Regions from separate parts of the Homo sapiens genome. Here region 2 is linked to region 1. A link is a loop called in an ENCODE intact Hi-C map of the cell type or tissue named here. Cell type or tissue: PC-3. All regions are shown on one strand. Each heading gives the region's core, and the rest is flanking DNA. Links, peaks and the distances in the headings are about the cores only. Region 1 overlaps SH3TC2 (SH3 domain and tetratricopeptide repeats 2). Region 2 has its middle 100 kb from the start of MIR584.

What was found. Peaks named below come from ENCODE experiments on the same cell type or tissue, not always from the same donor. Only the 100,000 strongest peaks of a DNase experiment are listed, where the experiment ranks them.
Region 2: it touches region 1 in a loop (4-fold over the local background); 14 of 110 quality-filtered maps call a loop at or near these places.

What each region holds. Positions count from the first base shown.
Region 1 is chr5:149,032,501-149,037,884 of GRCh38, forward strand. The region is part of intron 8 of SH3TC2 (SH3 domain and tetratricopeptide repeats 2); the gene reads right to left. Among named protein-coding and RNA genes, the nearest start is that of MIR584, 27 kb to the right of the region's middle. In PC-3, for the core only: CTCF peaks have their summits at 2,971 (motif pointing left) and 3,184; DNase peaks (open chromatin) are centred at 2,981 and 4,681; H3K27ac peaks cover 1,107 bases.
Region 2 is chr5:148,958,662-148,964,045 of GRCh38, forward strand. No RefSeq gene overlaps it. Among named protein-coding and RNA genes, the nearest start is that of MIR584, 100 kb to the right of the region's middle. In PC-3, for the core only: no CTCF peak of the experiment used is centred there; DNase peaks (open chromatin) are centred at 2,820 and 3,370; H3K27ac peaks cover 3,243 bases.

The sequences.
Region 1 (5,384 bases), core at 190-5,189:
GAACCCATTTTGAAAACAAAATTAACTTGGAAGCCCAGGAGTTAATAATAGCTAATACTTTGGGAGGAAGTGGTATGAAGAACCAGATACTGTTATTTTATTTAATCCACACATTTGCCATACAAGGCACGTACTACTCTTATCCTTTTTACAGACGAATAAACTGAGGCACAGCAAAATGAAGTTGGTGGTTAGGGAGTGGTAGAGCAGGACATAAGAACTTCTCTAATTAAAGCAGTGTTCAAGGAGGGGATGGGATGGGGGTACTGTAATCAGCCATTACCATTTGTCCCCATAACTCAGGTAAATGTAGTTTGAAAGCCCATGATGAGAACACTATTAATAGTACCACACTGACTGGGCCCCCATCTCCCTGGGCTGATCGCCAGATTCCCCCCAACACCACGGAAGCTTCTAATCTCAAAACAGCATGTAATTGAAATCTACAACTAAATTCAACTGGGATAAATTGATCCCAAAGTTTTATAGATCTCTTAAATTTTACAATGTATTCCTAAATTTACTATTTCATTTACTGTTTATAACAACTTTATGGTGCAGGTTTTTTTAATCCATGTTTGTAGATTAAGAAAAGGATTCAGAACTGTTCAGTGACATGCTAAGAATTGCATGGCTAGAAAGTGGTAAAGCTGAAACTAAAACTGAGGTCTTCTACCTCTGCGTGCATTGCCTCACAACATCTGCTAAAGTCCTGAGTTCCAGGACAACTTACGAGAATTTAGAATTTAGGGAAAGGCCAAGAAGCTTGACAAATTGCATTAGATATTTCCAAACATGAAAACTGGGTTAGAAGAACATGGCAAAGCTTCTGGCAATATGGCAGGTTAAAGGGCTCTAAAAGGGCCACTCTCCCCCATATCTATAGAAAAATCTGTAACAAAGATGAATATTTTAGTACATTATTTAAAGAAAGAAAGGGAAATCACTGGAAGCCAGTAACAAAAGCAAAAACCAAACCCAGATTGGCAGGTGAAAGCAGATGGCCCAGAGCTCCTGGTGGTTTCAGCTGGGACTCTGGCCTTCAGAACTGGGGTTGACCTTCTAATGCCCACCCCAAGGACAGGAGATGTGATTTAGACCTGCCTGAAGCAGGGAGCCCATTAAACTCCCTGGAGTCTGAAAGAGTTCAACTTCTGTAAAGAGCAAAGAGCAGATTGAAAAATTTCTTCCTACCTGCCGAGAACACACTTTTCATCTATTTGAGTCCCTGGAAAACATCAAACACCTAGGCTTATGCCACTGGGACGTGTGGGATCTGAATTTACACTACCTGGTGTTGGTACCACGATCCAAGAATTAATAGTAAAAAATCAGTCCTGGATCATTACTCCCTAAGGTTCCAGGAGAAGCAAATGCAAAACCTAGTCAGCAAGGTTTTCTTCAGTCCAGGATCCATATAAAACCCATCTTTTAAAATGTTGAAAATTAGTTCATGTAACAAAAAATACAAACCATGCAATAAAATGAACTATTCACAACGAGAGCCAGCAGATACACAAATAACTATATTAACACTACAAAAAACTAGAAATGACAATAATCTGAAGAAGAATTTATATGAATGATTAAAAAGGTGAAATAATAAGAAAAAATAGAAGCTACAATGAAAAGATGGAGCACTGTGAGAAGAAACAGCCATATATGAAAAATAGCAAAATATAAATCGTAGAAAATGGAAAATAAAGGCACAGAAATTAAGAACTACATGGGTGGGTTAAACAGCAAGTTTAGTCATAGCAGAGGTGAGAATTAGTGAAACTGAAGATTATGTCAAGAAAATCAATCAGAATTTAGCCTGGTGTGACAAAAAGATAAAAAATATAAAAGAACTGATTAAGCAAGAATGAGGATAGAGTAAGTCCAACGTACCTCTAATAGGAATTCCAGAAGAGAGACTAAAAAGAACGAGAGAGAGGCAATATTCAAAGGAAGAAGGACTGAAAATTTTCCAGAATTGAAGAAAGACATGAATCTTCATATTGAAGAAACACACCAAGTCCTGAGCAAAATAAATAAATATAATATCATTTTTAACATGATGTCCATTTCTTTATGCTTACAGGTCTTTTTAAGTTCTCTATTTCTCCTACGCCTCCTTTCTTGGTTTAATTACTATTGACAGTTCAACTTTATAGAATGAATGAATTGAATATGAAAGATAAGATCATAAATTAATGAAATAAAAACAAAGAAAGTAGACAAAAATAATCAAAGCAAATGCTGTCATTAATGAAGTATCATTATAAAAACAAAAATCAATAAAGATGGTCAACAAAAGAAAAAATGATTCTCTGAAAAGACAAGCAAAATGGACAAGGCCCTGGCAACATGGATTTGCAATTTTATAGTTAAAGTTATTTTTTCCTGCAAACTTTGAAGATGTTATGCTATACCTAGCTAAATTATAATTCAAGAGTATATGTTAAGTGTTATATATATTTAAGACAGGCCAAGACTCAGGACTGAGAGTATTTATAACCCACAGATCTTCACTGAAAATAGCTACTAAAATAGATACTCTATGAAGAAGAAGTGGACAACTTGCTGTCAATATGTAATAAAATATATTACACGTAGACACATCATGCAAATAAATGGCTATGAGACCAATGGCAAAATTATTAGTGTCAAAAATAGATTCCACAAGAAATTGAATTATAAAGACACAGGCAATATGAAGAATAAAAGAAGGAATGTAACAAAAGAATGTTTTCTAACTGTAATACTATAAAATACTAGCTTTTTTCCTATGTTCTTTTTTCTGGTTTTGAGTACATTAATTTATCAATCTGACTTATTTTTTTAATTTAGGCACTTAAGTATACACACATACTTTAGGGAGTAATACACAAGCACAAAAAGAAAACCTACACGGAGAAGATGGAGACTTCAGCAAAGGCTGAATTTCTTCTCAGACCCTGACACCCAGCAAACATAGACAAGAGTGACACCCAGTGGCCAGTCGGACGGCAGCGTGCAGAGACTTCAGCGGCTTGCTTGCGTGGAGTTGGGTCATTCCTCTGAGCTCAAAACCCATCCCTCTGTTGCTGTGATTCAAGGAGCTCTGATATCTGGAGAGTGCTTTGGGGGATATGCAAGGAGCCAGTTCCCCTCTTCTCCTTGTGCCACCCCTCCCTGTTTTCTGACTCATTTTCCCCTTCGGTACCAATTGTGCAATCTCTGGTGCATTGGGTCCCACAACTGACCAGGCACAGGAGAATGTCATAGTCCACCTCACACAGCACAGAGGACGCTGCTCTTCAGTGTGAGAGGACCCCTTACAACTAAGCCAGTGAAAATATGATGACTGAATTAATTCAGTAGTGCTGACTTACTGTCATTTGAGGTAAATTAGCGTGAGGTGCAGAAGTCCAAATATAAGTTATGAAAATGACATCTGTCCCCAATATCCTATTAAAACTGCCTCTCAAGATCACCACCCACAACAACGGCAATGACACAAACAACAATAAGAACAAGTGCCTGTGGATCATACACACACACACACTGTGCCAGGCACCATTCTAAGGGCTTTGTGTGTATTATTAGCTCATTTAAAGTCACGGCAATCCTATTAGGCAAGTGCTAACATTCTACACATTTTACAGATGAGAAAACTGAGGCATGGAGAGATAAATGAATATGTCCAAAGACAAGGAGCTGGTAAGCCAGTGGAGGCACAAGCTGCACTCACATGGTCATGAATGCCTTTTGGGGACCCTGACTCCACAACTCTGTAAGCCATGTAGCTACTGTGCTTCCAGAAGACCTACCAATGGCCAGTCCCAAAGGCCTTTCTTTCCTCACTTGGCCCTGCTGTACCTCTCTGATGACAGCACAGGTGTCAGCCCCGCCTCCCCCGCAGCTTGTTTCTTCCTCTCTGTGGCTCCTCTGTTTCCTCTCTGCGTTCTCTCTTCCTCTGCTCTGTAAATGGAGGCATCCTCCAGGGTTCTTCCCCCATTCCTATTTTCCATCCTCTTTTTTCTTTCTCCCTTTCACTGGGACTTCTCACCAGAATGTATTGGATTTCATGTCAGGATTTAAAATCACCAGGACATTTAATGAGAGCTCACTGGATTTAATGTCAGGATTCTAAAGTTCCAGAGGGAAGGCCTTGGGTTCAGCTCCTTCATCCCTGGGGTCCTCTGTTCCCCCTGTGGTAACATGAAGGGGTGGTTCAGAGCAATGTTCTCACCTTGGTTGCCCACCAGCCCCACCTGGGGAGCTTTTATCAATATAATTGCCCAGCCTCCATCCAGACCAGTTACACAACAGCCTCTGGAGGCAGAACACAGGTGTCCATATTTGTAAAGCTCCTGGAATCTTTGACTTCCTGTCCATTGGTCCTCAGCAGTGGCCTTCCTCTCCATTCTCACCCTTTTCTAAGTGCCACCGTGGGCTTCTCGCTGGTCTCCTGCCTCCAGATTCCCCCTGATGATGCATGCCTCCCCCAAAGCCAGGTTTCATTTCCTAGAGAAAAGGTCCAGTCATATAATATGTCACCCTTGCTCAGAGACATGCAGTAGCTCCCCATTCTCTGCCAGGTTAAGGAAAGGGCCCTCACACAGGCATTCCCAGGTTTCCAGAGCATGGACCCACCTTTGCTGCACCAGTGACCTTCTGGTAACTTCCTCCAAACTACATGAGTCGTTCTTCAAGCACTGACTCACTTTCCTACCTATGACCTCTTTTCCCATCAACATCTGTTGAAATATTTTACATTGTGCAAAGCTTAATTCACATGTCCCCTTCTTCATGAAGTTCTCTTGATATCCTTTTCTTCCTTACAAGTCCCGATAGTTCTCCATACCTCTCCAGGAGCTCAGTGAGTGGTCTTCCTTGTTTATAGTTATTTGGACTCCCACATTTCTACATAGAAAAAAAATAACCTTCTGTCTCCTCCTCTCCCCACGAAGGGCAGGGCTTACAGGGAGCTTCTGCCCCTTGGTCTGCTCTCTTCATTGGCTATTTCCCACAAGAGAAAGAATTTAAGTCTCTGTTCAGATCGTTAGACATTTCTGGGGCCACATTTTCCCAGTGTAGGGCGCTATGTTGTGTCAGTGTTAGGAGCCAACTCTCCCTTTCCTCGTGTACTTCCTGCGCCCAGGCTTTCTACTGTTTCCTATCCCCACATAGGAAGCCCACTCCAAAAAGATGGAGCAATACCCGATATCTCTGTCCTTCCATGACAGGGTGGGTGGAGCAGGCTGATCACCTTCTCCTGATTGGCCAGGCAGATGGGTCTGCTCCTCAGAACCAGCCTTTCTGGATTCAAGGCAGAAAAGAGTAAGAGAAACACTCTGCCCTCCTAGCCAATGCTGAAGTCACACATTGGCATTCAGCTTGAAAGCTGAATGAGTGAA
Region 2 (5,384 bases), core at 315-5,314, 74 kb before region 1:
GAGGGATTCAGCGGTCATCTAGGCCTCCTTGTCCATGTGCCAGGGGAGAAAGCAGTGAACAGCAAATCTCCTTCACCCACATCCCCAGTACCCAGGCCTGCAGCAGCTGGGTCTGCATCACTGCTCCCCAGAGACACTCCCACCAGGCTCCCGCAGCCTCATGCAAAGCCCCAGTTCCCGTGAGCACCTCCATCTCTCATCCAAACTGTCCTCTCTCAGCCCATGGGCTCTTCAGTCCCAGGCTCTGTTGCCATCACCCTAGGGAGCAGTCCTCAGGAATGAGCTGTGCATGACGGGACCCTGCCCTCCCTGCCACCACCCCCACCCCGCTGCTGCCACTCTGAACTCCTGCCATGTCTCTCCTTTTGAGGTCTGCCCACTGACTGTTCTCCTCCTTCATACCACATTTCCCCATCTCCTAGCCTGGCTCATCCTCCAGATCTTGGCTTAGACATCCCTTCTTCCAGAAGCCAGCACCACTCTCCCTGGAACTCCTCTTCTGAATCCCCCTGGAGCACTGATCACACTGCATATTGGTTTCCTATTTCCTTGTCCACCTCCCCAGCTAAACTTGAGCACCCCCAGGTCAAGGACTACGTCTATCCCATTTTCTCCTATGTCCCAAGCAGCTAACACGGTGCCTGGCACTTAGAAAGTGCCCAGAACTATTTCTTAAATAAATGAATGAATTAAAATAAATGACTCTAAGCTGAGCCACCTGCTTTTTACCACCAGGCATTGTGTTTCTCATCTCCATCTGCCCATCAACCTCTGCCTTCATTATGTCTAACAAGGGGTTCCCTACTGCTGTAAAATAAAGAAAGCAGTCTGCCTCAGCCCAGACAGTGACTGGTCAGTCCTACTCATGGCAACTGCTGGTGTCCCCTAACTTCCCAGGAGAAAGTGCAGTCAGAAGCAATAAGGAGTTGTCTACATTTCAGGCTTGTTAGACATTCTCTCCCCCCAAAACGTGTTTTCCTGGTGACTAGGAATGCATTTCAAAGTTAGATTTTTTTTTTTTTTTACCAATTTATACAGCATTCTGAGGCTTGGCTTCCTCTGAGTGAGGCTCCAAATCATTAGAGACCCCGTGGCTAAAAACCCCATAGGAGACATCTTGTGCAGGGTAACCCCAATATGAACAAGCTTATTCTTCAGCTTGCATGCAAATGAGATCCTGGTGGTTCTGTTCAATCAATGGCATCTAGGTATTGAAGACATACTATGTGCCAGTCTGCATCAAATGATTCTGATCTGTGGAGAAGAGTCAGCTTTATCCCTGCCTTTCACAGAAGTGGCCTTCTAGCAGGAATTGTAGAATTAAGCAACTTATTACAATTATTCAATGACATGCAATGAGATGCAAGCTGAGGAGGATCCCTGAGCACCCTGAAGCTCCCTAGAGTGATGGCAACAGAGCCTGGGACTGAAGTACCTATGGGCTGAGAGAGGACAGTTTGGATGAGAGGTGGAGGTGCTAGGTGCCAAGATAGCTCAGCCTGAGTGTCCTGGCCTGAGTCAAAGTGGCTGCCCTAAAGCTGTGACCTTTGGCCTGAGAGCTAAAGGATGTGTAGGTGTTCACCAGGCTAAGGAAGGGAGAGAGTGTGTGCAGATGCAATGTGTGTGTGCACAGGTATATGTGTGTGCATGTATGTGTGTGCATATGCATGTGAGCATGTGTATGCTACAAGTGTATTGTGTGTGACGCATGTGTCCATGCATGTGTGTGCATGTGTAAGAGCATCTGTATGCCACAAGTATGTTGTTTGTGCATGTGTATGTTACAAGTGCATGTGTGTGTGGGTTGCAGATGCATGTATGAAAACATAGATGCCACGAGTATATTGTCCATATGTGTATGTCCATGTGAGAGCATATGCAGGTGCATGTATGTGAGCATGTGTGTACAAGTATATTGTGTGTACATGTGTGTGCACGTGTGTATGAGTGTACATATGCCACAAGTACATGTGCGTGCAGGTTTCAGGAGCATGTATGTGTGTATGTGTTTGTGTGTCCCAAGTGCCTGCGTACCACTTATAGACACTCTTCAGCCTTTACATCTCCTTCCTATCACAAGGCAGTCATTGCGAAGTGGATTTCAAGCCTTCTCCATATGGTGCAGTGTTTCCAAGCCTCTTTTGGATCATGGATCATTTCAATTAACAACATAACAACAACAGCTATTCCATATTAACTGCATGGCAGTCATTGTGCCAGACATTTAATGTGTGTTCTCTCATTTTCTTCTCCAGCAAACCCAAGAGGCAGGCCTATGGTTATTGTTCCATTCTACAGAAGAAGAAACACAGGCTCAGGGAGAGGAAGGCTCTTTCCCATGGTGGCCCTGAGCACAGGTCTGTATGATCCAAAGTATATGCTCTAATCCACTAAACTCTTTCCTGCCACCAGAGCAAGTGACACACCAGATTGACCTTATAGCAGGTCCCCCTCCCACTGTTAACTACAACATTCTCCTAGCAGTGAATGAAAAGTATTCAATGAAGTTCTGTTCCAGCTCAACCACTGATTCACTGTGTGACACTGGAAAAGTCCCCCATTCTTTGTTGCCCTGGAGCTTGCTGAGCTCTATCACTCTACATGAAGCGCTTAACACCACCATCCACAGATGGCAGGCAGGTTAAATAATCTCATGAAATCCCTGTTTCCTCATCGCTAAAATGGAGCTAACAATGGTGCACTCCTGATAGTACTGTGGAGGGATTGACCAAGCTCATGTGTGAAGAATGCTCAGCCCTGTGACTGCCTCACAATGTATGCCCAATAAACTGCAGCTGTCGCTGATGCTGAGAACACAGGAGAGCCAGAGAGCTGAGAGCACCAGCTTGGGAATCAAGTGGACCTGGATTCAAATGATTAAAATGCTCACTTTGCCTTCTAATGGCCGCGTGACCTTGGCAAAAGTTATTTAGCTGTCAACTTTTCCTTGCTTGTAAAATAGGAATTAAAATAGCACCTACTTCATAGGTGTGTTTGAGGAATACATGAGATAATACACATAGCATTGCCCTATGAATGTTAGTTAACATCATTACTATTTGCACACATTGAGTAATATTATAAATAAGGATTATGTGGGGTCTAATTTTGTTCCAGTTCAAGGTTTTAGAAAAAAATAAATAGAGGTATCTGGTTTGGTCAGATTTACTAGACATTGTACTGTTTGTAAAAAATTTAAAAGAAAAAAAAAAACCGGACCTGTCTCATGGGTCAATAGAAAGTCAATTTCCTTTTGGCTGAGGCCAGCGATTCTGTGCAGTTTATTCTGGTGCTGGCTGGCGGTTTGGTTAGGTTCAAGGCCATGACCATGAGTAAGTGATTCACTCTTGCCAAAAACTGCAATCATGGTCATATTCTAAATATTTATACTAAAAGAAACCAAACCTGCTCCACCTTTAGGGGTCACAGGCACCACTCCCTCACATACTGGAGTTCATTCATTCATCCAACTCAGGCTTATTAACCATTCACCTCATGCCAGACACCAGGCACTGGTCATGCTGGTGGCTAATGGGACAGAAACCTGCTAGCAGCTTTGGCCAATTTTGGAGAAACAACCGAATCAGGGCCCTCAATGATGGTAGCTGCACCTGGGCTGTGCAGGCTCCTACAGAGAATGCAGGCCATCTGTTTGGTGCATATCACAATGTGGTCTGTTCCAGCTGGGAAAGGCACTTGGGGATCATCTCAGGCAACACACACCCTTTACAGCCACTGAGATCTCACAGCTGAGCTAAGATCCTGCTATTCTGACTCCTAGATCAGCACCTCTCCCTCCCTCCTAGATGCCCCAAGATTTCCTCCACTTCATACAGAGCAGGCGGTCTCCAGACATTTTAGCTCACAAACGACTTCAAACATAGTGGTAATGAGAATTGAAAAAGTAATACCACTCGTAACAGTATCTTTCACTTACTGGGTGATTTCTGGGTGTCAGATTCTTCGTTAAACATTTTATATGGTATGCCTCATCTAACATTCAAAGAACATTATTGGTTAGGTCATTATTATCCCATTGTACAGAAGAGGACACTGAGGTTCAGAGAGGAGAAGGGATTTTCCTATGTTAACACAGCTAGAAGTTGCAGAACTTAACTTCATCTGACTCCAAACCCAGTGCACACCGCCACCACACAATATCCCCTCAGTGGGATGCACAGCACAAGGGACCTGCCCTCCTGTATCCTCCTCCTGTGCTTACCTGGCCAGCAACAGTTTGATGTCTGCAGCTAGGAGGGAGGAAGAAAGAGCAGCAGGTGGGCAGAAAAGAGGCTTCAAATCTAGTCCTTGGCTTTAGCACCCACTAAAATCCAGGACTATAACGAGCTTAAGGATGATGAAGAAAGACAGCAGTGGAGAGCACACTGGTGAGGAGATGGATGGGTGGGTCTACAGACTGTTCCAGTGTCTGCTCCAGGTGAAGGGTGGCACCAGGTGCTGGAAGAATACCTGTGTCATGTGACCTGGGGCAAACCATTTCCTATCTACTAGAGAGGGAGCACAGGATAACAATTAAGCCTGTAGCCTCTGAAGCCAGACAACCTAGGATGAAACCCTAGCTCTGTCTCTTACCAGGTGTGTGACTTCATACAGTATTTAGCATACTGGGCGTTAGCTTCCTCTTCTGTAAAATGGGCATAATAATACCTGTCTCATAGTATCATTATGAAAACTAAATGAGTTAATACACAGAATGCCCTCAGGACAGTACCTAACACACAGTAAGAACTATATGCATTTTTGCTAAATGTTTAAAAATTATGTAAACTAGAGGTTATAGTACCCAACTGTTTGAATTAAGATGCTTTTGGCTGCAAAGTAACGGAATATCTGATCCTAAGTGGTTTTAACAGAAAGTTTTTATTAGTATTAGTTTCTCATTAGTATAATGAGAATCGTCCAAATGGAGATGGTTCCAGGCTCAGGGATGTCCCAGGAGCTCAGGATCTTCTTATCTCTCACCCTCCCTTTGACTGTCTTCCACAAGTCATTTCCCATCCTGGCCCAAGATGGCTGCCACAGCTCCAAATATCACATCCCATTACCACAAAGCCAAGTATCACATCCAAATGTCACAAAGCTACATCTAGAAACAGAAAGTAAGGAATAGGGAATCTCTCTTGCACTATTGCTGTCTTATGAAAGAGAAACTATTTCCTAGAAGCCTCTCTGAAGACTTCCTTTTTCTGTCATTAGCCAGAACAGGGTCATGTGACCACCTCCAGGCCCTGTAGAAGGCTAGCAAAGCAATATCCTGGCATTTCTGTCACAATATAGAGCTGGGCTCCACAGCAAAGAAGATGGGAGGAAGAAGAGTAGTTGAATAGGCAATCAGCAAGCCTTGCAAGATAGTCTTGAGAAGG